Linked DNA regions of Homo sapiens: regions 1 and 2 are each linked to region 3. The links are chromatin loops, found by intact Hi-C in ENCODE. Cell type or tissue: CD14-positive monocyte. All regions are shown on one strand. Each heading gives the region's core, and the rest is flanking DNA. Links, peaks and the distances in the headings are about the cores only. Region 1 overlaps PPIF (peptidylprolyl isomerase F). Region 2 overlaps ZMIZ1 (zinc finger MIZ-type containing 1). Region 3 overlaps ZMIZ1 (zinc finger MIZ-type containing 1).

Region 1 (7,848 bases), core at 1,551-6,550, 60 kb after region 3:
GTTACATAGCGAGTTGGGCAGAGCAGACCCAAGAGGTGGGCCAGAGTCTTTATCCCCCTGTTCACTGCTGGGGATGTAGCAGGGATTTTGGCTGGAACGGGTATGACCCTGGAATTGGGGCCTGGCCCTGTTGACCTGTGTTTCTCTTCGACCCTCAGAGAACTTCAGAGCCCTGTGCACTGGTGAGAAGGGCTTCGGCTACAAAGGCTCCACCTTCCACAGGGTGATCCCTTCCTTCATGTGCCAGGTAATGTAGTTTCCTCTTCTGTAAGGGGGGATGAGAGCAGGAGCTGCCTTGTGGGTGTGTGAAGATGCCTGGTATGAGGAAGGTGCTGAGCAGAGCAGCTGCAGTTGCTCTGTCAGCCAGGCTGCCCTCCCTGCATTAGCCCTGTATCCAGGCTTCACTGCACATGGAAGCCCAGCCCCAACCCGCTGCCACTCCAGGTCAGTGGCAGGCCCTGCCCGGGGGACTGGGAGGTGGAGTCTATCAAGAGAGAGCTGGGTTGGGAGATGGATGTGCTGGGGGTGGCCTTGAAGACTTTGAAGAGCCAGCATATTCCAGTGGTCTCTGACCTTGTCCCCTGTGTGCCCCTGAGCACTGGTGTGGGAGATAAGAGAGGGAGAGAGAGAAGTGGAGGAGGCGGAGGAGGAAGACAGGTCCAGGGCAGGAACACACACGCCAGGACTTGGGGCTTCCCTTCCCAGAGAAAGGCATTATTCTCGGTGAAATGAATGTTTTTCGGTCATGTGTCATGCTCAGTTTTCACAAGCATTGGTATTGCTGTGTCAGAGGTTTGGGGGTAGGTGTTGTAGCAGGAGCTTCCTGTGGGTCAGGACCCAGGTGGTGTTGGGGCTGGTCTTCTATTAGCACAGACCTTCAAGATCAGGGATTGGGTGTCCTGGGCAGGCAGAGCCTGGAGGCAGGGGCATGGCTGTCATGACCTCTTTGAAGACCTTCCTGCCTGGAATTCTCTCCCCATTCCCTCCACCCTGACCCAGTGGCCGTCATCGTACCGTGGTAAGTGGCAGCGGGTTGGGACTGGACGTCTATGTGCGGCGAAGCCTGGATACGGGGTGAACACAGGGACGGCAGGCCTGGCCCAGCCCTAAGGCTGATGGTAAAGTAGGAGCTGAGGTGGAAGTCCTGAGCCAGGGTGGGAACTCCAGCGCGGGAGGGCTCCCTGGCACAAGGCGGTGGCACCGGGAGTCCAGACCAGAGTCCTGAGTCATCCGTTGGGAGGGATATCAATTAGGGAGCACCTAATTGACACCTGTGGATGCTTCAGCTGGGCTGGTCAGTTCCCCTCTCTTACCCACGGATCCCATCTCAGGAAAACAGCAGCCAGCCATGGCCTGGGCTGGGCAGCGCTAGGCATAGGGGCTGCTACCAGGCTCTTCTGGCCATGGGTGCCCCATGCAGGTTTGGCCACGGCTGCCTGGGCCTTAGCTGAGGCCTGAGGAAAGATGTCAGCCTTGGGCAGACTCTGTCCTGGGTCTGCAAGGGTTGGGAAAGCTGCTGGGCTGGGTAAGGGGCAGTGCGCGGACAGTGAGGGGACTCGGCCTGGGGAGCTGGTCTGGACCAGCTGCTGGTACTCCCACAGACTAGACTCGGGAACTGGGGGGCCTCTGGCCTCTTCCTTGTTGCCCTCCAGGAGGAGTGGGTTAAATTCTGGGTCACTAAGTATCATCTCAGAATGGCCTTTAGGTCTTTTGAAGATTACTTAAAAATTTGCTCAGACAAAAAGTAAGTCATTTGGAAACAAAGGTAGTTACGGTGACAAAAGATATTTAAGTTTTGTCTTTTTTTTTTTTGCTTATTATTCTTATTATTAGCTCTTATTTTATTGGATGTTTATTGACCCCTTTACCTGAGGGGCGCCAACTGGGTGGGCTTGGGTGGGCTGAGGCTGCTGCCAGCGCCAGGGCCGTGGCCCCCGCCTGCTCCATGGTAGCCACTCAGAAGGTGCTTTGTGCTCACAGGCGGGCGACTTCACCAACCACAATGGCACAGGCGGGAAGTCCATCTACGGAAGCCGCTTTCCTGACGAGAACTTTACACTGAAGCACGTGGGGCCAGGTGAGTGGGGGCCTCCTCTAGGGTGAGTGTCCCCACAGCTCTGACCTGGCCTGGAAGCCCCAGCAGGCCCTGAGAGGCCACATGCAGTCACCGTCCAGTATCTGATGAGTCTCCTTCCTCCCTGCGACACTGTAGGCTGTCTCAGCATTTCTGGCTTGTTGAGTTTCCCTAGAGTTTTCTCATCTCTCAGTTTAAAAAGCAGGGTTTCCTTTGGGAACTTTGTGGAAGAACCTTTAAGCAGAATGGAGGCCCTGGCCACCTCCCTGTTTGTCCTCTGAGTTTCGGGTTGGAAATTCTAGGACACTTAGAATTGTTGCAGAATGGTCCTTAGGTCCTTTGAGGATTATTTAAAATCTTGCTTAGATAAAAAGCAAATGGTTTGGAAGCCAGAGTGGTTATTGTGGCAGCATCGTGTCACCTATAAGACCCAAGGTAGAATGTGGAGATGTCTGGAGGTCAGGTCCTGGGGTCCTGCCCCAGGTCCCGCCCCAGCTCTACCACTGAGAGCTTCCACAAGGCCCTGTCCTCTCAGGCCACCCCACTGAGAACTAGCAGGCAGCAAAGGCAGGCATACCCTGGGGGGCTGGTATCGGGCCCTGGTTCTCCTCTTCTGGGTCCCAGGATCTGCAGACTCGAATGTCCCTGGTGTGGTTTGCACCGTCTGCCCTTTCAAATGCCCTCCCAGGCAGGTGCCTCCAGGGGCAGCGTGGCTCAGCCCTGCTGGTTTTTGCAGGTGTCCTGTCCATGGCTAATGCTGGTCCTAACACCAACGGCTCCCAGTTCTTCATCTGCACCATAAAGACAGACTGGTGAGTTCCCTGCCCCAGGCCCTCTGGGAATGCGGGCAGCCTTGCAGCTGGAGGAGGATTCGTGCACTTTTAGGGGCAGGCAGTTTACAGCCAGGCCTTCTGCTCTGGGACAGTGGCCCTCTCCCAGGCTGTGTGTTTGTATGAGAAAGAGAAAGTTAGTGGAAGGATCAAGGGAGAATTGGGGTTGTTCCTGCAACTCTGTCATGGTTCGGGTTCCCATTGTTGCTGTCACCTGGAATTTTCTGAGTGTGTTCTGCTCACACGCACACACGAAAGGGTTTCTCTACCAGATACATTTGGGAAATGTTGCAAAACATATTATGAGGCCTCAGGAGGGACTGAGTAGAAGCCCACTTGTGTGGTTTTAACCTGGAGTTTCCCAGGCTTGTCTTGACCATGGGCTGAGCCTTGGCAATGCTGCAGCAGACATTTGGATATCAGCAAATTTCCAAATGAAGCCTCTGTATTATCATAAACCTGCAGATAGCCACAGGCCTGTAAGGGCCCTGTTTTCAATGCCCATGGATTTTAGGGATGTCTCTTTCCTGGTACATTTTCCTCTAAGGGATAAATTTCTCTGGCCAGAGTCCCAAATGTCCTAGCCCTGGGGCACCTGGGGATGAACTGGCTGGGAGCTGACTTGGTAAAGCCCATTTCCGAGGATTTTAGGGAGACCTAGGTGGGGCAGACACTAGAAGTGTCCAGCCTCCAAGCCCAAGAGATGTGGCCGGCAGGGCTGGGCAGGTCCTTGCTGGCTCAGCCTGCTCTTTGCTCCTTCATGGGACCCCAGTGGATCCTGCAGTTCTGCTCTTGGCTGGAACCACGCCAGCTTCGCTGGAGCTGGACTGAGCCGCCTTTTACATTATTGGACTCTCTCGGGTTGAGAGCTGCCCAGGACTCCTGCAGTTTCACCACCCTTGTTCCTTTGACTCTTGACTCATCATTCATGACCGTTAACGTGGTTCCATTTGTATGGACTTCTTCTTTCTTCAGAGCATTTCAGTATCCTGTTACCTCCCCATGCAGAACAAAGAATACTCCACTTTTGATAGATGGGGTTACCAGGATTCAGGCTACATGGCCTGAGGCAAGGTCACAACATGAGTGACAGAATGTGTCCTGGAAGCCAGGCATCCTCTGGGGTGTATTTGGGGCGCTCAACAAGGCTTGATCGAGCTTTGGGGGTAGATCTAGCTATTCCATGGGGATTCTTTTCAGAATTGCTGTTTTCGGTAACTAATTCCATGACCAGGTCCATGGCATTGGATGACATTGCGCTACACTGTTGCTCACCCGGGTCACCCGTCCTCACAGGTTGGATGGCAAGCATGTTGTGTTCGGTCACGTCAAAGAGGGCATGGACGTCGTGAAGAAAATAGAATCTTTCGGCTCTAAGAGTGGGAGGACATCCAAGAAGATTGTCATCACAGACTGTGGCCAGTTGAGCTAATCTGTGGCCAGGGTGCTGGCATGGTGGCAGCTGCAAATGTCCATGCACCCAGGTGGCCGCGTTGGGCTGTCAGCCAAGGTGCCTGAAACGATACGTGTGCCCACTCCACTGTCACAGTGTGCCTGAGGAAGGCTGCTAGGGATGTTAGACCTCGGCCAGGACCCACCACATTGCTTCCTAATACCCACCCTTCCTCACGACCTCATTTCTGGGCATCTTTGTGGACATGATGTCACCCACCCCTTGTCAAGCATTGCCTGTGATTGCCCAGCCCAGATTCATCTGTGCCTTGGACATGGTGATGGTGATGGGTTGCCATCCAAGTGAAAGTCTTTTCCTTGACCAAGGGGGACAGTCAGTTTTGCAAAAGGACTCTAATACCTGTTTAATATTGTCTTCCTAATTGGGATAATTTAATTAACAAGATTGACTAGAAGTGAAACTGCAACACTAACTTCCCCGTGCTGTGGTGTGACCTGAGTTGGTGACACAGGCCACAGACCCCAGAGCTTGGCTTTTGAAACACAACTCAGGGCTTTTGTGAAGGTTCCCCCGCTGAGATCTTTCCTCCTGGTTACTGTGAAGCCTGTTGGTTTGCTGCTGTCGTTTTTGAGGAGGGCCCATGGGGGTAGGAGCAGTTGAACCTGGGAACAAACCTCACTTGAGCTGTGCCTAGACAATGTGAATTCCTGTGTTGCTAACAGAAGTGGCCTGTAAGCTCCTGTGCTCCGGAGGGAAGCATTTCCTGGTAGGCTTTGATTTTTCTGTGTGTTAAAGAAATTCAATCTACTCATGATGTGTTATGCATAAAACATTTCTGGAACATGGATTTGTGTTCACCTTAAATGTGAAAATAAATCCTATTTTCTATGGAAGACTGGTACCTGGTTTCTGGAAGAGGGGTCTGTGACTTGGAGCTGATCTTTACTGAGCTCGCCGTGGCAGATGCCATGCTCAGGACGTTCATGTGGATGGTTTCATGTCATCGTGCTGGCAACTTGTCCTCCCTGCCTTAGAGATGAGGCTCAGACAAACGACCTTAGCACCCATAGCCTATGCCATGAGCACTGGCTCCACCCTGAATCCCAGCTCCTCCCCTTAGTGACCCCAAGTCTGTTTCCCTCAGCTGCATAAGGAGGCGATATAGTTTGAATATTTGTCCCCAGCCAAATCTCATGTTGAACTGTAATCCCCAGTGCTGGAGGTGGGGCCTGCTACGAGGTGTTTGGATCATGGGGACGGGTATTTCATGGCTTGGTGCTGTTTTCTTGATGGTGAATTATTGCAAGATACGGTCATTTAAAATTGTGTGGCACCTCCCCCTGCCCCCTTCTTGCTCCTGCTTTCACCATGTGACATGCCTGATCCCCCTTCACCTTTTGCCATGGTCATAAGCTTCCTGAGGCCTCCCTGGAAGCTGAGCAGATGCCAGCACCATGCTTCCTGTACATCCTGCAGAACCATAAGCCAATTAAACCTTTTTAATAATAAATTACTCAGTCTCAAGTATTTTTTTATAGCAATACAAGAATCCTAACACGGGTTAACAATAAGGCCCACCTCGTAGGGTGGTGATCCACGTGAAGTGCATAACGCAGTGTCTGGCGCACCTTCCTAAGCACTCTGGAGTGACAAGGATGATGACCTTTCCCCTGTCAGGGTCTTAGGAAGGAGGAGGGATGCCAGAGCAAAGGAGCCTCCATCATCTGAGGTTAGGAGTGGACTTCCTAGGATAAGCCAGTTCCATTTGGAATTGACTTCTAGGTGTTTCCAAATTCACAGGGAAGGCAGGATTGGAGGTAAGAGCTTCCCTAGGTAGACAGGGCTGTGGTGTGGCCCGGCAGTTGAGTGGTCAGGCAGGCAGTTCTCAGAGGAAATTTGGGCCCTTTTGAGGGCATCTAACAGAATTATTTCTCACTGGGGTTCCCTGAGTGAGGTTATGTGTAGTCTTAGGTTAATGGAGTCACTCTGAGGTCATGGTGACTGGGGTCGGGTCATTTGGAGTCATGGAGAGTTCCCATGAAGTCAGTTTCAGTAGGACAAGTAGTCTTAAAACAATTATCAAGAGCGTTAAGAGTCCTCAAAGCAGACAAGGAGGACACAAGGAGCATGGGCCCCTGAACCCCATTTGCAGTCATAGATGCCCTCCATTTATATTGGGGTTCTGTAAGGGATTTCATTTGAAGAATAGGATCTTGAGCCAAATCATAATTAGTAATTTCTCATCCAGTCCAACACTTTACAGATGGGTAAACTGAGACCCCAAGAGGGATTATGATTGTCCCATGTGACCCTGTGAATCAATTGGCAAAACGGGCTAGAATCCAGGGTTTTTGGCAGTCTGCAGGGATTTCTGTTGGGGGCCTTCGAGAATGCACAGGTGCCTTGGGGGACATATTGCCAAAGGTTCTCAGGCCACACACATTCAGAGCACAACTGATCTCTGAGGTCAAAGCCCACAGCTTCACTCCCTCTGGAGTTTCCTCTTTTGGGGCTTATGTTTAGTCATTGTGTTTCCTTCTTGCTGAGGAGAGTGTGTGTGTGTGCACGCGTGTATGTGTGTGTGTCTATGTGTGTGTATCTCCACCCAGAGAAGTCTAAGGTGAGGTGAGGGTGCACCAAACATGCAGGAATCTCCTAAAAACCGAGTTCCCTGAAAGCAGGGCCGTTCCCTGTGCTGCTCATTCCCTGAGCTCCCTGCACAAAGGCCTGAGCCTAGTCATATTTCTTGCATAAAGCAAGAACATAAGTAATATACAAATAAAATACTGGCTTGTTTCTGGCCAGTGAGCACTCAATACCTCATGCATAAATGAGGCAGTGAGTCTTACACATGCACTCATAGATGTAATCATAAGTGGTGCCATGTACACACGATTTTTAAAAAAAATCTGAAACATCAATTTTATTTTCTGTGATGTGATAGCTTTTCAAAATGATTTCATTGAGGTATATTTACGTACAAGAAAAGTCACTTCAAGTGTACACATCAATGACTTTTGACAAAAGCATATACTAGTAATATCTATCACCAAATTAAGATACAGAATGTTTCCGTCTTTCCAGAAAGTTCTCTCTGTGCCCCTTCCCAGGCAGCCACTGGATCTTATCCCTGTAATTTTGCCTGTTCTAGAACTTTGTAGAAATGGTATTGAGCAGGGTTCACTTTTTCATGTCTGGCTTCTCCAGTGTGGCATGTGTGAGAATGTGTGAGGCTCTAATATGCTTCTGGGTTCTAAAGAATCTTGCTCCATGAAAAGGAATTTCTTAAAGGTTTCGTAGGTCTGGGAAGGCCTAAAGCAATGCTTCTAGGAATCACAGAGTGCCAGTAAATCATGCAGATTTCTGGCCATACCTGAGACGCCTTTTGAATATTTGCATCTAGGAATCTGAATTTTAAAATAATAATTCTGAGAGGTGAAGCCAGCTGGACATCCCTTGGGGAACTTTCCTGTCTTACAAGAGGATTGTAAAATGCACCAATCAGCGCTCTGTAAAATGCACCAATCAGC
Region 2 (7,848 bases), core at 1,525-6,524, 54 kb before region 3:
TACAGCAGGCCTCAGAAGCCATAAGCCCACCAGTACAGGGTCCCTTCTGCAATTCTCCATCCTCAGCTCATATGCCTCAGGTGACAGGCTGCTCCCTGCTACTCCCTGGCAGCCCTGACTGTCAGAAATTCCTTCCTTCTTTGAGCCCAAATCAGGTTCACCCACCCATCTTCAGGATGCATGTGATTCCCACAGTAGGTGAGGGAAAGAGCCGACAAGTCCAGGTCTAGCCCTGACCTCCCTGTGAGCAGGAGGTACCGGGTAGGATGGACCCATCCCATCAGAATCCCACACTGTGCTGGGAAAAAAGAGGCAACTGATGGGCAAGAGTCCTTTAGAAGAGCGTATCTGCCTAGCACTTTGCAGTTTGCAGGGCATGCCCTGGACGCTACAGTTGGCAGGAATACAGTGCCAGGATAGACAGCTTGGGGCCGTGGAACAAGCCAGGAGTCTGGGGTTCTAGTCCTGGCTCTACAATTAATATGCCATGTGACTGGAGGCAGTCCCTGCCTCCTCTTTGAACCTCAGTTTCCTCATTTGAAGAGGGAAACAAGGGCCTCTTTACTCTGATGTCGATTGAGCTGGCTTGATTGCAAATGGATAAGTAGAGGCTCTGTCAAGAAAGGGGCTGGAAGGAATAGGCCACACATGGTTTCCAGGCACGATGGGTCCGATGGTGGCTGGGACACCTGGTATAGTAGCCCTGCCTGGTCCTGCAGCCTGGGCCAGAGTGTGTGAGTGGCCCCAAATCTTTTCCCAAAGTGAGCCTCACTTTCTTCCGCTGCAAAGTGGAAGCTTTGTGCTCAGCTGCCTTGTGAGCCTTTGTCTGGGAAGCATCAGGAACAGAATTTGGCTGCTCCAGCCCAGACAGGGAGGTGTGCCGCACAGCCAGGCAGGCAGACAGTCCGGCAGGAAGGCAAACTGCATTTCCAACTGCAGAGAGCTTATGTCAGTCCAACCCTGGGGCCATTCGGAAGCCCCCATCAAAGCTGTGTCCTGGGAGAAGCAATGAAACCCCAGGACTGCTGAGGCACGGACATTCGAGCTGCCGTTGCCGTCTCTTCCCTTCAAAGGCGACTCCAGAAATCAATGGGAAGAGATTCATTAGAGACCTGGGTGGCGCGCTCCCCACCACCTCCAGCAGCCCCTTTGTTAACCAGCCTGAGCTTCCTGTCTGAACAGGCTGCCTGCCCCTGAGAAACAACCCACGTTCTAGGAAGCAGGTCAGAGACCTAGGCTCCGGGCAGGGCAGCAGGGCCACCACACACCCTTAGAGGCTGTGATTGTTCACTGTGCATTCAATCATTCTTGGTTCACTCATTCATTCAGGCAGCTGGTCCTTGTTTCATTCATACAGCTAATATTTATAAAGCATCTGCCTGGCATATTTTAGATACTGTCAATATAACACATCCAAAACAGACTAAAGTCCCAGTTGACATGGAGCTTGCCTTTTAGTGAGGGAGACAGCATTAAACAAGGTAAATAATTGAAATACACCAGCCAACAATGCTAAGGACAAAGCCACGTCAGGAGACTCACAGGCATGTCAGAGGGGGCTGAGTTGTGGTCAGTGTGGTGGCGGGGGCTCCCCAGTCAAGGGGTCCCCCGAGGGAAAGCCTGCAGGATGCGGGGATGTGGGGATGGAGCCAGGGCCACCTGGAGAAGAGCATTCCTGGCAGAACCCTGGAGGTGCATCGGGTGCATTCACAGCTAGAAGGGCATCGAGGCTGGACCAGAGTAAGCCGAGGGGGACTGGAGGGAAATGAGGTCAGAGAGATGACGGAGACTGGAGGCTGGGTCACGCGGGGGGCTCAGCCACAAGGACTTGCATTTTACACCAACGGGGCCAGAGCAACATGAGGAAGGGTCTTAAGCAGAAGAATGTTTTGTGACTTAGGTTTTAACGGATCCTCCATTTTAGTTTGCTAAGGCTGCCATAACAAAGTGCCACACAGCGGGTGGCTTACACAATAGCGATTCACTGTCTCACAGTTCTGGAGACCTAAAAGCCCAGAGGAAGGTGTCAGTAGGGCCAAGGTCCCTCAGAAGGCTCTAGGGAAGGATCTTCTCCAAGGTTCTCTCCTCGCTTCTGGTAGTTTCTTGGCTTGTGGCAACATAACTTCAGTCTTCACGTGGCATTGTCCCTGCATGCATGTCTCTGTGTCTAAACTTCTTTTTATAAGGACACTAGTTCTGATGGATTAGGGCCCACCCTAATGACCTCATCTTAACGTGGTCATCTGCAAAGGCCCTACTTCCTTCCAAATAAAGACACATTCACAGGTTCTGGGGGTTAGGAGTTCAACATTTTTTGTGGGGACACAGTTCACTCCCTAACACCATGGCTTCTCAATTGGTCTTTCCTAGGACCTGGTGTTAGGTGGTCTCACCCTTGTTTTACAAAGGAGGAGGTCGAGGCTCTGAAAGCCTAACAGCTCGTCAGGGCCACCAGCTAGTCAGAACTTGTTTCCTGAGCCTCAGCCTCCAAATCCAGGCTCCTCCCTTCCCTCTGCAGCGCCTCAGTTAGCCAGGAGAGCATGGCCAGTTCCTTCCTGTCTCCGCCCTAGCCCTGGGGGCAGCCCCAAGCCCTACCGGCTCCCCGCTTGCCCCCTCCCCGCTCGGTAGCCTGGGGCTGAGCAGGTAGCTGAGCAGGCTCCTCTGAATGATCATTTTGTGTCTGGTTCACGTGCCCCCTCCCCTCAGAATCCTCTCTTCTCCTCTAGCCTGGCAGGATGCTTTCCTGGAACCCCAGTAACCTTGCCCTTGTAGAACTTCTCGGAGGTACTGAGTGGAGGTGTGGGGCACCGGGTGGTATTGTTTTCAAAATGAAACGATTATAGGATTTGGGTGGAAGCCAAATGCAGACTTCTGGGAATGCAGCCTGGGTCCAGGATGAGTGGCCCTGCTGGAGGATACGCCCAGGAAGGGGAGCGGGGTAGAGTGGCAGGAGGCTAAGAGGCATGGAGGTCTCACTGTGCATCGTGTCCCTGTCCCCCACTCAGGTGGAGCCCCAGCAAACTCAAAATGTCACACAAATGCTTACAAATGCATAGATGCTAAACTCTAAAAAGAAACACAATGAAGCAAGAACTATTTCAGTATTTGTAATGTGGTATGAGGGAAAGAATATAAAACGGAGTTGGGGGCATGAGCTCTCATCACAGCTCTAATTGACTGTGTGACCTGGAGGTCACCTTCCTTCTCTGGATCCTAGACTCCCACCTTGGGAATATGTGATGGTTATCAATGCATACTTTTGAACTGGATTGCCAAGTCATTTAAACCCTTGGGCAAATTGTCTAAACCTCCCTGCGCCTCTGTTTTAGTTTCTGTACAGTGGAAATAGCTCCTGTCAGAAAGGTCTGGTGGTGAGGATTGTTAATACTTGGAAAATGCCTGGAAGTGTGCCTGCCAACCAGCAAGCTCTCAGTAACCATGAGCTGCTTATTACACCAGGAGAGCAGAGGCCAGGATCCTGCTTGGGCCCCTAGCTCTGTGACCCCGTGTGTGGACACAGGAGGGGTTCTGAGGTCTGGTGGGGATGCCTGCATTGGCCAGGAGCTCAACCGCAACTGTCCCTTTCATCTTAAAGACTAAGTGAAGACCTGAGGAGGTTGACCAGGATGAGGGGGGAAAGGGAGTGGGGACAGAGAGAACAGTGTCATAAAGACACATGAGAGTTTATGCCCTGACCCCTCAGAGGTTGGCAGAAGCCCCAGGAAGGGGTCTCTGGAGGCAGAGCCCCTGAGTTGTCTCATGCCCCAGGGCTGCTGTTTGAGCCTTCCTTGGGCAACTGAGCTGGCTGTGTGATAGCTGCTCCATGCCAGGTCCCCGGTATGTGTGCATCCATTTGTTGAATGCCCACTCTATGCTCTACACTCCCACGTGTCCTGAGAAGGACCAGGGATGTGAAGGTGGATGGCCCAGGCAGCTCCCAGGGCCTGAGCTCATGCCTGTCACTCTCACGTGGACACGTGGCTGGGGCCTCCTTGTCCACCTCACCCTCCCTCTGAGCGCCTACGCCCGCATGGGTGACATCTCCGAGTCATAGGATCCTTGCTCAGCCCTGCTGAATCAGCAGACCCTGCCTGAAGAAGAGCTCTGTGTCTCAGAACCCAGCACCCAGCAGAGCCGTCCCTGGCTTCATTGTTCTCCCTCTAAGCGGTCAGAGGGAGCCTGGCTTTTGTATGCTTGTCTTTCCTTGCTAGTGGCCTCTCAGCCCCCAGGCCTCCCACTATGCAAAGCCTTATACAGGAGGTGACCCAGCCCAGAACCACTTTGACCCCTGGGTGACCTACATCCTAGGTGGCTTGATTCTTTTTACTGGGTAATGCTGGGACAGGATCCAGGAAGCCCATCCCTCTGTGGGTAAACAGGGGAGCCCTGGAGAAGGCCCCTGTCTGCGCCCCCAGCTTGACTGGAAGGGTCCCCACCCGCCCCCACCCCAACCCCACCCAGTTGGTCTTGCAGAGGCAGGCTCCGCATGGCAGGCTCCTCCAGCTGGGTAAAGCATCCTCCCTCCCCTTGCTCTCCCGAGCAAGCCACCACTGCCTTCCCGGCTGCAGCGCCGTGATTTATCGGCGGCTCCTCCTCGCCAGGGCCCACGGCAGGAGGAGTTCAAACACCCGCGAGAAAAGCCACCCGCTATTGATCCTCGCGTCAGGCCTCCCAAGCGCTGGCGGGCATTCATCAAGGAGCCGCAGCGCGGGGGCTGCAGCTCGCCCTTTCTTCTTCCTTTCTTCTCTCTCCCAAGTCATTCCCCTGGGGCTATGCCCCCCTTGCCGAGGTCACTCAGAGAGCTCACCAAGTGCCTGTGAGCTGAGGTGGAGAGCGCCTTTGTCTGCGGCCTCTTTGCTGTAGATCCTTATCAAGGGGGTGGAGCGGGCTGCTTTGGGCCCCAGGCTTTTGAGCAAATCTTTGGAAGTTGGAGAAGTGGAGTTGGAACTCGGAACAAGTGGAGAAGGCCCTCTGAAGCAGAGACTGGTTGGAGTGCCCGTATTTCTGTAGACCGGAGGCGTGTAACTAGAAAGAGTTTGCTAACCAAGTGGGCCAGAGAGAGCCTTGAAATTAGCATCTGAAAACCCCAGCTTTGGCCTGAAGGCCTCCCGTGCAGTCTGGTGAATGGATGCTTGAAAACAATTTGTTTTCCTAATTACGTAAATCTAGTGAAGAGTATTTATCTTTTTTTTTTTTTTTTTTTTTTTTTTTGCTTACCTGGGGAAAGTCTAAAATCTCTGGTCTCAAGCCGGAGGAGCGTATATTAATTCTCTTCTCCAGCCCCACCCTATGACTTACCAGAGTGGGTACCTGGGAGAACAGGGAGATGGGGTAGGGAGACTGGCAGGTTGTCTTTATTGAAGTTTCCTGGGCAATGCCACCAGGTCTGTCCCCCTCTGGTATAAACCTCTGCTCAATTCCAGTCCAAATTCTGGCTCAACCTACCAAAGTGGTTTTGCTGAACTCAGCTCCTGGGGCTGGCCACATGGTACCAACACATATAGGATATCTCAAAAATGAATTTGGAAGTCCCAAACATGCGGGTCTTTGGTGGCTCAGAAAGCACTAAGGATCAGATTAGAATAGTGAACTGCCATTGCACAGAATGGGGAAGGGTTTGTGTTCTGGTTATTTCAGATAGTGGCTCTTTGGATTCTGGATAATGGAGGTCCAAGTGTTGACATTGTTAAAAACCAGATTAACAGTAGAAACCAGATCTTAGGTACATCCATCTCAGTGTTCTCTTGGAACACGTGAGCCATATTGTCCCACCACATCTGTTTTCTGGGTGTCATTTGCTGAGCAGTGGGCTTTAGAGTAGGTCAGTCATCTGGAGGATCTGCAGTGGGGAGATGGGCGAGTCTTCACTGGACCCCTGCCTGCGGTGCTGCTTGGGAGGGCAGGGCCCCAGTGAATGTCTCAGTGAGTAAATGACTGTCCCCAAAGAAGCCATAATAACCTACAAGGAGATGAGATGGAGGTGAGGATAAGCAGAGCCTGGAATTTGTGCAAAGCTGAAGGGAAGTCCTTCCCCTGGCTGCCCTGGGGTTGGCCTGCCAGTAAGGGGATGCCAATTAATTTCTCTTGCAGGAAGCTAGTTCGTGTCCAAAAGGCTCAAGTTATGAAGTACGAATTAATCCATTTAACCAGCTTCTCGGAGGGAAAGCCCATGACAACTGCATTTTCAAATGCCATCCTGAAAGCGATATTTCAAGTGGCAGTGGGTGGGATTAGAGCCTGCTAACGATTTATGTCAAACAAGGAGCAAGAACATTATTTCTAGATAAGTGATTTGTCCCAGCAACTTCCAGGGCCGGCAGGAAGGTTTAGGGGCCAGCCAGAGGCTGAGGCTGAGAAGAGGGGATGGAGTCAGGAGATGTCACCTCAAAGGCCAGTGAACCTGGTCAGCTCCCGGTGTTGGCCAGGGCAGCAGGGCACGGCAGTCCAATACAGAGGAGATTTTAAAGACAGTCATGGCTGCCCTTCTTTGGGGATGAATGATGGGGACTCACTTACCTTCCTAAGTGTTTGGGGCAGTTAGGTCACCACACAAGCAACTTTCACAGGCAGGTGGGTGGGGCTGGGGGAGGGAGCTATAAAATACAGTTTCTCCCGAGGGGGTAATGATGACAGGGAGTGCCCACGAAAGAGGAAGGGGCGAAGATCTCTGGAGGTGGGACAGCAGGTGGGCTTCCAGGGGTGTCTAAGGGGCAGAGAGGTGGGGGGTGAGCAAGCGCTGAAAGCCCGGAGCCCTTGCGACAGACTGGCTGGAAGGAAGAGGCCTCGGCCACCACAGGATGCAATGTCAGGAAGGCAGCAGCTCCCGGGGCGGGGCAGGGCCGCGCGCAGCCGCCCCCGGCTTCCCTCCTGCCGCCAGCTCCTGGTCACAGGAACTCCCCGAAGTCGGGGAGCGGGAGCGTACGTGCGCGTGTTCACCCTGTCCTGGGCCCCTCGCTCGGGGAATCCCGGGGGTGCCAGGGCACCCAGGGTCAGGGAAGTAAGATGCCGGGCCGCCTACCTTCTCCACCCCGTAGCCCGTTCCGAAAATCCTTTAAACCGAGATTTAATCTGGATGCCTAGCCCCGCCCTCCCCTCCCCTCCCCTCCCCTCCCCCCGGCCGAGGCCCCCTCCAGTTCAGCTCCCTCCTCCACCCCCTCCCCGCCGTGGACCCTCATTAGCATGCCCACTTGGGAGGATTCGCTGGGGGGCGGGAGACACCCGAAGTCATCCACCGCCAGCGCCTTCCCGGCGGCCTCCTCGGGCGACAGCGCTCCGGGAGCCCCACTCGCACAAGTGTTGCTTCCAATTAATTGCCTGGGCGGGGGAAGGAAAGGGGCCTCGTCGCCGCCCCCGCCCGGAGGCTGGAGTGCTGCTCGTCGGGTCGTGCGTTCGCTCGGCAGCGGCGTGCACCAGCACCACCCCTGCGTGCAAGTTTGAAATGTGAGCTGCCTCCGATTCATACTCGCTCGCGCTCCCTCGCAGCGAAGTGGCTGGGCTGACGGTCTGCGCGCGCGAGTGAGTGCGGGCGGCGGGCTGGGGGGCGGGGTGCGGACGGCGAGGCTCGCGGGGCGGGGAGGGCGCGCGCGAGCCGGGGCTCCCTGGAGACGCCAAGGCAGGTCTGCTCGCCTTTCATCTTCCTCCCGCGCTCCTCCTCCTCCTCCCTCCCCTCCCCCCGCCGCGGCTGGCCTGGCCTCCCCCGGAGCCCCCAGCCCCACGCGGGCACACGCAGGGTGGGTGGTCACGCCCGCAGGGTCCGCGAGCGCGGCGCAGAGCGCGGGCCGTGGGAAGTTTCTCCGGCGCGCCCCGTGCGCCCCCGCCCCCCGCGCGCCCCCGGCCCATCCCCGTCCC
Region 3 (7,848 bases), core at 1,119-6,118:
TCCCTCTGCAGTGATGGGTCGTTCCCCTATGACTCTGTCCCTTGGCAGCAGAACACCAACCAGCCTCCCGGCTCCCTTTCCGTGGTCACCACGGTTTGGGGAGTAACCAACACATCCCAGAGCCAGGTAAGAGCCTATACTGCCCTCAGCCACAGCTCTTTCTAGGCGGGAGTGTCCCTTGACCCCTGGAGCCATACCAGCCCTCTTCACCCTCACAGGCCTTGCCCTGCTGGAAAGACCAGCTTCCAGGGCACACCCAGCTGTGGACACGTCTCCACCCCTGGCAGGCTCTGCACCCGCCTCAGGAGGGCAGCCTCTATGGACTGTCCCCATCCTAAGGCCTTTCTGGAGGAATGGCATTCATCTGACAGACAGCAAGGGGTTCTTCCCTAGCCCATTTGCTCTGGTAAACAGGAGAACTTCCTCTGTGTTACTGGCTTCAGGGCTCCAAGGTCTGAGGTCTCTGACCCTGGATGTATGGCCTGAGTTGGATTTCATCAAAATATTGTGCCTTGGACTTCTGACAACTCCCTACTCCCCATTGCCCTAGTCAGACCCACCTCCCTCTCATTCCTTCCTCTCTCTTCCACTCCTCCTCTGCCCAGTCAGGGAGTCTCCCACCTGTCTGACCTCTGCCAGCCTTTTCTGTGGCTACATGGAAGGCTCAGGGCTGCTTGTCACCCTGGAGGGAGCCACTGGGCTGACCGGTTGTCGCCTGCTCCTGCTGCCCTCCAGAGCTAGCAGGGTGGGTTCCTCTTGGCCCTCACAGAGCAGCAGCCAGGGGCCTTGGGGCCCCTGTGTGACAAGACGCTGGCATCCAGGCTCGTTTGTGGGGCAGTAGGCTTCATGGCCAGGGCTCTCCCCACGGGTACCTGGTACAAGAGCAGCCTCTTCTCCCTTCACTGGGCTGCGCAGCCCCTGGGGACCGCTTGAACTGGCTTTGTGGGGCTTGGTCATACCCTCAGCTTGTTCCATCACAAGGCTGACGTTCTCATCCCCCACGCCACCTGCCGCCCAGGCCCGCTCCTTATCACCGGTACACTCAGAATAGTTCATCCACCCTCCATTTTTTTCCTCCTCCCTGTTGTCCTGCCTCCACTTTGTTCTTTCTCCCTTTCCCCTCTTCATTTATCCCTCTTCCTCTCCACACTGCCTCGGGTAGCACCTTAGGTGACAACCACTTCTCTGCCCACAGGTCCTTGGGAACCCTATGGCCAATGCCAACAACCCCATGAATCCAGGCGGCAACCCCATGGCGTCGGGCATGACCACCAGCAACCCAGGCCTCAACTCCCCACAGTTTGCGGGGCAGCAGCAGCAGTTCTCAGCCAAGGCTGGCCCCGCTCAGCCCTACATCCAGCAGAGCATGTATGGCCGGCCCAACTACCCCGGCAGCGGGGGCTTTGGGGCCAGGTGAGCAGGGCTGACCTGTGGCAGAAGCCATGGACGCCACCCCTCTTCCTCCTTCCAGTGGGGAGGGACCCACTTAAATCCCAGCTCCACGCTTTCTGCCCTGAGAAGTTATCCTCTGTTGTTACATGAGTTGAAGGGGCTCAGTCATCCCTGGCTCCCAGGGCTGGCCTGCAGATAAGGCGCTGCAGCAGTTGGCCTGTGTTCTGACAGTCGTCAGACTCGTAGAAATAGAGAGGTGACATTCTTACTCCTCAAAACCTCAAAACAACCCTTCTCTAAATTTTGTCTTTAATGAATAGGAAAATATTGAGAAAATCTGGATTGGGAAAGTCGAAGAGCAGGTATAGATGGGGTCCAGTTGCCCAAAGACAGTGAAGCAGTCTGGGAATATCTGCTCTGCCTTGCTGATTGGTGAAAGCAGAACTATGCAGAGACTGCGAGTCCCTTGGCTGGGAAGAAAAGGGCAGGGACTCCCAGGATATGGAGCTCTGGGGAGTGGTGTGAGGCGAGCAGAGGTGCCCATTCTCCTCTTTCCACCCCGCCCTGCCTAAGACCCCCACCTTGGCCTCAGCCCTCACCAGCCCTGGCTGGGTTTCTGGCCTGGGGTTGGCACAGCTATATGACCTGGTGGTTAAACACAGGGATCAGAAACACCTGCAGCTGCAGCCGCAGCTCCGCCATCAATGCTGCAGGGCCTTGGGCAAGTTGCTCAGGTTCTCTGAGACTCAGTGTCCTTCAGAAGATGGGCTCACCAGGGCCCCGACAGCATGCAGTGAGGGTGCAGGCACCCCCAAGGGCTCCAGGAGCACAGCAGCCTGGTCGTTGCCAAGTGGCACAAATGAATGGCTGCCAATCCCAAGAGGCCCCGTCCCCTCTAGGTTCTGGGTACAGCTCCATCATCTCCCTTCCAGCCCACAGCTTGCCCTCAGTTCCCCTCAGATGCAGGCAGTACCTAACTCTTCCACCCTTCTCCCCCTGCAGTTACCCTGGGGGTCCTAACGCCCCCGCAGGCATGGGCATCCCTCCGCACACCAGGCCGCCTGCTGACTTCACTCAGCCCGCGGCAGCCGCTGCAGCAGCGGCAGTGGCAGCAGCAGCAGCCACAGCTACAGCCACAGCCACGGCCACTGTGGCAGCCCTGCAGGAGACACAGAACAAGGATATAAACCAGTATGGACCGGTAAGGGTTCCCACTAATCCTGGTCCAGCCTTGCCCAGCCAGCCAGGCAGACAGCCCTGGGAAACCAGAGTTGGGATGTCAGTGCTTATGGGGCCATGTGTGCTGGGAGAGCTGACTGCATTAGGGTGCATTTGGGCTTTCATGGAAGCATGTGGAGGTCTGTGTGTTTAGAATGGCGCATGTCTAGAATGGGGCGTGTCAGTGTGCTTGGGTGTGGTGGGGTGTATGGGTGCTGGTGTTTGTTCTGTGTGTTGGTGGCTCATGTACAACTGCATATGGGGAAAAGGTTCTACATGGCTCTCTGGGCCCCCAACTCACCAAGGAGTGGGCTCAATGTCTAAAAATAGTCTTGTGACCGGTCTGTCTCCTGGATTGCCTCTGAGACCAGTGCCCTCCTAGTCACCCTATCTGTGGGTCTGCGCAGGCCCCAGTGCTGCTCCCTGACCTTCTGAAGGATGGGTTAGGGGATGAGGAGAGGGGAGCCCCCATAGGAATGCAGAACAGGAGGTGAGGAGGTGGGAACTGCAGGGCAGAGGGGCAGAAGTGGAAGCTGGGCTGAGGCCAACTTTGGGGATGGAGGGTGTGCCTCCACTGGCCCAGGACCAAGGGCAGGGCCAGGGCTTCCAGGAAAGGGGCTGCAGTCTCACTCGGGCTCCTGCCTCCACCCTCATCTACCTCCACCCTCCCATACCCCTCCCTGTCCCTGCACACTTTCCTGGTTTTCTGCCTGCCTCCCTCCCTGGAAATGCTGCCTGTGCATCGGAGTGACCACCTCACCCCACCCCACCCCATCCCCTAACACCCCTGAGCTGCATCTCTCCTGTGCGGCTGCAGAGGGCAGCAGTGAGCCTGGGTGGATCCTGCTCCCCTGGGGCCTGGTTGGTCACCAGTCACTGCCGCACAGGACAGTGCCCCCTCCCCACTCCTCCACCTCCCCAACCCTTCCCTCCCTGCACTTTCAATGCATGTGGCATTTTATTCTTTTTTTTTTCTTCTCCCGTTGAAGGTCTGTTCCTCTTTCCAGATGGGTCCCACCCAGGCGTATAACAGCCAATTCATGAACCAGCCCGGGCCGCGGGGGCCTGCCTCCATGGGGGGCAGCATGAACCCCGCGAGCATGGCGGCTGGCATGACGCCCTCGGGGATGAGCGGCCCTCCCATGGGCATGAACCAGCCCCGGCCGCCCGGCATCAGCCCCTTTGGCACACACGGGCAGCGGATGCCCCAGCAGACCTACCCGGGCCCCCGGCCCCAGTCCCTTCCTATTCAGAACATAAAGAGGCCATACCCTGGAGAGGTGAGTGCAGCAGTGGGAGCCTGGGAGGTGGGAACTGGGACACCTGGGCTTGAAGACATGGGCCGTGGGTACGGCTTTGGAAGGGGTGTGGCTTGGACTCCAGCACACTTGGACAAAGAGGCAGGGGCTTAGGGGTCAGGTGCTCCTGGGTTTGAGACCTGGTTCTGCTGTTTCCCAACTGAAAGACCTCGAGCCAGTCACCCTGCCTCCTAGGGCTGCTTGAGGGACTTGAGGAGGTGTCCGTGAAGTGCTTGGCCCTGGGCTGGCATGTGCCGCCACTCAGCAAGCAGCAGTTCCTCTTACTGTAGTGACTCTTGTCTTGGCTCAGCCACTAACTGGGTGACCTGGGTTTAGTTCCTCCTGCCCACATGAGAGCTTCCCCAACTCCTCTCCAAGAAAGAGAGCTGAGACAAAATGCTTCCAGTCTATAAGGGCTGACCCGTCCGGGAAGTGACTGGAAGGCAGGCAGCGTGTTTCCAGTCTGTAAGGATTGACCTGTTGGGGAAGTGACTGGAAGGCAGAGAGCGTGTTTCCAATCTATAAGGACTGACCCGTTGGGGAAGTGACTGGAAGGCCGGCAGCTGTTTCCAGTCTATAAGGACTGACCCGTCAGGGAAGTGACTGGAAGGCAGACAGCGTGTTTCTTAGCTCTTGTTTCCATCCACACTTGGTCACTGTATAGGAAGTGGCACTGCCTCTTGGGCTGCACAGCCAGCTCAGCCAAGGTGTTGGGGAAGATTTGGGGAAGTAAAACCCACACCTCCTGCCCTCTGGGAAGTGAGGTTTTAGCAGGAAAGAAAAGTTTTTAGCAGAGACTCACCAGGGAATGAAGCATAGCAGACTGCACAGAACTCAATATGAGTCAGAGAAGGCAGGCTTCCTGGAGGGTGTGTCACAAGTAAATCCTCAGAAAATGATGCTGGCAGCAGCTGGCCCATCTGGGTACCCAGGTAAGGATTTAGTTTACCTGCAGAAGACGTAGGGACGTGGCTCTGCAGATGCCCCTCGTGAAGCCCTGGTTGCTCCCCACGACCAAGCCCCTTTTTGAGCAGGGTGTGCCCAGCTCTCTGCCTGCCTCCCTCCCAGCTTGCATGCCCACTCTCAGAGCAGTTTTCTCCTCCTAGCTCCTCTCAGCTCTGTGGCCTTCACCTTGGGTTCACAGCGGCTTTAGATTCCAAAGACCTTAAGTTCCTTGAAGATCTGCACATTTCCCCTCAGTATCCACCTTAGGATGGGCGGGGAGGCTTGGCAACAAGTGGAGGTATTCTGAGTTCAGGAGGGGAGAGAGAGGGGGGGGGGTCAGGGGCTTCCTCATGCATCCAAGAAGCTGGATCAAGCCCCAACCCTCCACCTGGTGGACACTAGTTCAGGGAGGGGCCAGAGAAGGACCATTGGCTCCTGGGTCCTGAGTTTGGGGGAGCCTCAAGCTATTGGCACCTCTCCTGGCACTCAGGCCCCATGCAGTTTCTAGGCCTTTTCTCAGCCACCCTGTGCTCAAAATCCCAGTGTCCCACTGGCTGTGCTGGGGGTGCATCTGTTAGCCCACGCCAAAGGAGGCAATCTCGGATGAGGCTTCAGCAGAATTCCTGGTCATTGGTGTCACCCCTGCACCTGCACCTGTGCCATGCTTATGGCTCTTGCCTGCCTAAAGAGAGCACACCAAAGGCTCTCCATATTTTTACTAAATTAATCATCCTTTTCATAGAGTGCTGCTGCTACCCAGCTACAGCACTGGGTGGTCACAGCCTATGCGGCCTGATCCTGTCTGGAAGACTGGCCTTCCTTCCCCTTGCCATGGCTTGTTCATACAATATTTGAATTGTTGGAGCCTTAGGACAGGGGTTGGGTCATCTGGTCCCACAGAGGACTCTCTTCTCTAGCTTGGTGGGCAGGTAGGCACCAGCTACGTCTTCTATACCTCCTGTGGTGGGTGCCTCACTGTCACCCAGAGCAGCCACCATGTTGCAACAACGTGAGTTGTAGATTCTTCCACACTGACACTTTCTGACATTTATCCCTAAGTCCATCATTCGTTTGTTGAGCAAGTATTAAGGGTATTTTCCCAGGCACTGGGGCACAGCCACCAACAGGACCTCTGGGCAAGAGAGACACTCAGATGGGGAAGAAGAAACCACTGACTCACAGGATGTCATGTGGCCGTGAGGGTCACCTGATTTTCCAGACAGGGAAGGTGGCTGGAGGGTGGTGCTCTCTCCTCTTCTCTAAATTGTCTGTCCCGGGAGAAGTTGTCTTGTTCCTTCACCAACCTGGCTCTCCCACCTCCTGCACAGGTGGCAGGTTGTCGATGGCCCAGAACTGAACACTAGGTGTGTGTTCTGCTCTGAGGGGAGTACGAGGACAATGCCACCCAAGTTCAGCCTTGGAATGCAGGGGCACAGGGGGCTCCTTTCTGGAATTGCATCCTGTTGACTGTGTTCCTCTGTCACATTGGGGTACACATTGGGGAGCACAGCCCTAACCCAGGCACCAGGAGAGACACAAAGGTCGGGGGAGTTAGAATCAGGCCCCTCATAATGGTGTGAGCAAGAGGCTCTGAAAGTGTCCCTGGAGTTCAGGGGCACATGTGCTCCAGGAAGAACGGCCTCAAGGGGAGGTGGCCTATGATCTGGACAGGCAGAACAAAATGCCCCTGGATGTCAGGACGAGAAGGGGCCCAAAGCATTATCTGGTTTTGTGGGTGGGAAACAGCAGGAGCAAATGAGGAGAGGCGGGCCCCATCCCGTTGTTCAGGTGACCTGGCTATGTGACGTTGGCAACATTGAACGTGTTTCCCCTCTCCTTTCTCTCCCACCACAGCCCAACTATGGAAACCAGCAATATGGACCAAACAGCCAGTTCCCCACCCAGCCAGGCCAGTACCCAGCCCCCAACCCCCCGAGGCCACTCACCTCCCCCAACTACCCAGGACAGAGGATGCCCAGCCAGCCGAGCTCCGGGCAGTACCCGCCCCCCACGGTCAACATGGGGCAGTATTACAAGGTGAGTCCCAGCCTCGCCACCACCCACGGGGCCCCTTCCCTCCTAACCACCTCACTCCCCTAACTCCACCGGGATCACTCTGACCCTGCGTGTGTTTGCCCCAAGGACAGCGAGGGGTGGGTGATTTCTGAACGTCCCCATGTGTTCAGGGCGAAGTTCGGTGGCCAGAATGTCAGAGTGGCTTTTCTCAGTTCCTATTCTCATTCGTCTCGGATGATGGTTTTTTTTTCTCCTTTTCTTATTCACGGCACTCACAAAATAATAAAGGAAATATATTTTATTAAAAAAACACACATCCCCTGTATATATTAACATTTCATTCTAAACTTTGTATGTGCAGGTGGGCACTAACATGTTATAAAATTGTTATTACAGCTGTAACTTTGAATCTGTACCTTTTACTTAACATGACATAATAAGGATGATACTTACTGCTACTAGAGCCCCTGGGGTTTTTACTTTTAATGGCTGCCTAATATTCTGCTGAGATCACCATATCATATTTTATTATTCCTTCTGTTAGGTATTTGGGTTGCTTCTGATTTTTCACTTTAGAAATAACACTATGATGAGTATCTTCAGGCATATAGCCTTTCCTTTCCTTAGGATTATTTTCTTGGGAGTAAAGAAGACACTTTATTATTTTACATTTATTTGCCAAAAATCATGCTAATTTATTATGGCCATCTACCAAACAGGTTTACCGTTTTTGCTCCAACTTCAGCATACTAGGTGTTGCTATTTTTGTAACTTCTGCTAAATTAATAGCTAGGGACAGAGAGAGGCAAAATGCCGTCCCTGAGGTGTAGCTGTCCCGCCCTGCTCACTCAATATACCCAGCAGTGGATGGGCCCCTGTAGCATCCCCGTGCTCCTGGTAGATTTTACTGTCCAGAGGGAGAGCGGGCTTCTGATGGCTTTTCTGCCCCCCACTCAGTGTTGTTTATCTTGTTTTAATA

The links. Peaks named below come from ENCODE experiments on the same cell type or tissue, not always from the same donor. Only the 100,000 strongest peaks of a DNase experiment are listed, where the experiment ranks them.
Region 1: it touches region 3 in a loop (3-fold over the local background); 20 of 110 quality-filtered maps call a loop at or near these places.
Region 2: it touches region 3 in a loop (4-fold over the local background); 19 of 110 quality-filtered maps call a loop at or near these places.

Annotation. Positions count from the first base shown.
Region 1 is chr10:79,349,507-79,357,354 of GRCh38, forward strand. PPIF (peptidylprolyl isomerase F) reads left to right here. Exons shown (of 6, transcript NM_005729.4): 3 at 159-247; 4 at 1,981-2,077; 5 at 2,811-2,886; 6 at 4,201-5,828. The coding sequence ends at 4,336. Among named protein-coding and RNA genes, the nearest start is that of PPIF, 6.0 kb to the left of the region's middle. RefSeq lists enhancers at 1-211, 2,214-2,714 and cis regulatory regions at 3,547-4,522, 3,554-4,508, 4,217-4,717, 4,515-5,015, 4,574-5,074 and 3 more. In CD14-positive monocyte, for the core only: no CTCF peak of the experiment used is centred there; DNase peaks (open chromatin) are centred at 3,175, 3,785, 4,848 and 6,305; H3K4me3 peaks cover 3,235 bases; H3K27ac peaks cover 4,418 bases.
Region 2 is chr10:79,235,455-79,243,302 of GRCh38, forward strand. All of the region lies in intron 7 of ZMIZ1 (zinc finger MIZ-type containing 1), which reads left to right. Among named protein-coding and RNA genes, the nearest start is that of PPIF, 110 kb to the right of the region's middle. RefSeq lists enhancers at 949-1,577, 1,578-2,206, 4,093-4,721, 4,722-5,349, 6,390-7,341, cis regulatory regions at 6,633-7,133, 7,212-7,712, 7,269-7,769, 7,278-7,778 and silencers at 6,843-6,982, 7,033-7,142, 7,413-7,702. In CD14-positive monocyte, for the core only: no CTCF peak of the experiment used is centred there; DNase peaks (open chromatin) are centred at 2,087 and 4,027; H3K4me3 peaks cover 754 bases; H3K27ac peaks cover 3,808 bases.
Region 3 is chr10:79,289,764-79,297,611 of GRCh38, forward strand. ZMIZ1 (zinc finger MIZ-type containing 1) reads left to right here. Exons shown (of 25, transcript NM_020338.4): 9 at 12-126; 10 at 1,196-1,413; 11 at 2,395-2,593; 12 at 3,618-3,890; 13 at 6,708-6,890. Among named protein-coding and RNA genes, the nearest start is that of PPIF, 54 kb to the right of the region's middle. RefSeq lists a silencer at 3,326-3,385 and cis regulatory regions at 3,993-4,754, 4,039-4,869. In CD14-positive monocyte, for the core only: a CTCF peak has its summit at 3,418 (motif pointing right); DNase peaks (open chromatin) are centred at 3,488, 4,178, 4,558 and 5,988; H3K4me3 peaks cover 450 bases; H3K27ac peaks cover 5,000 bases.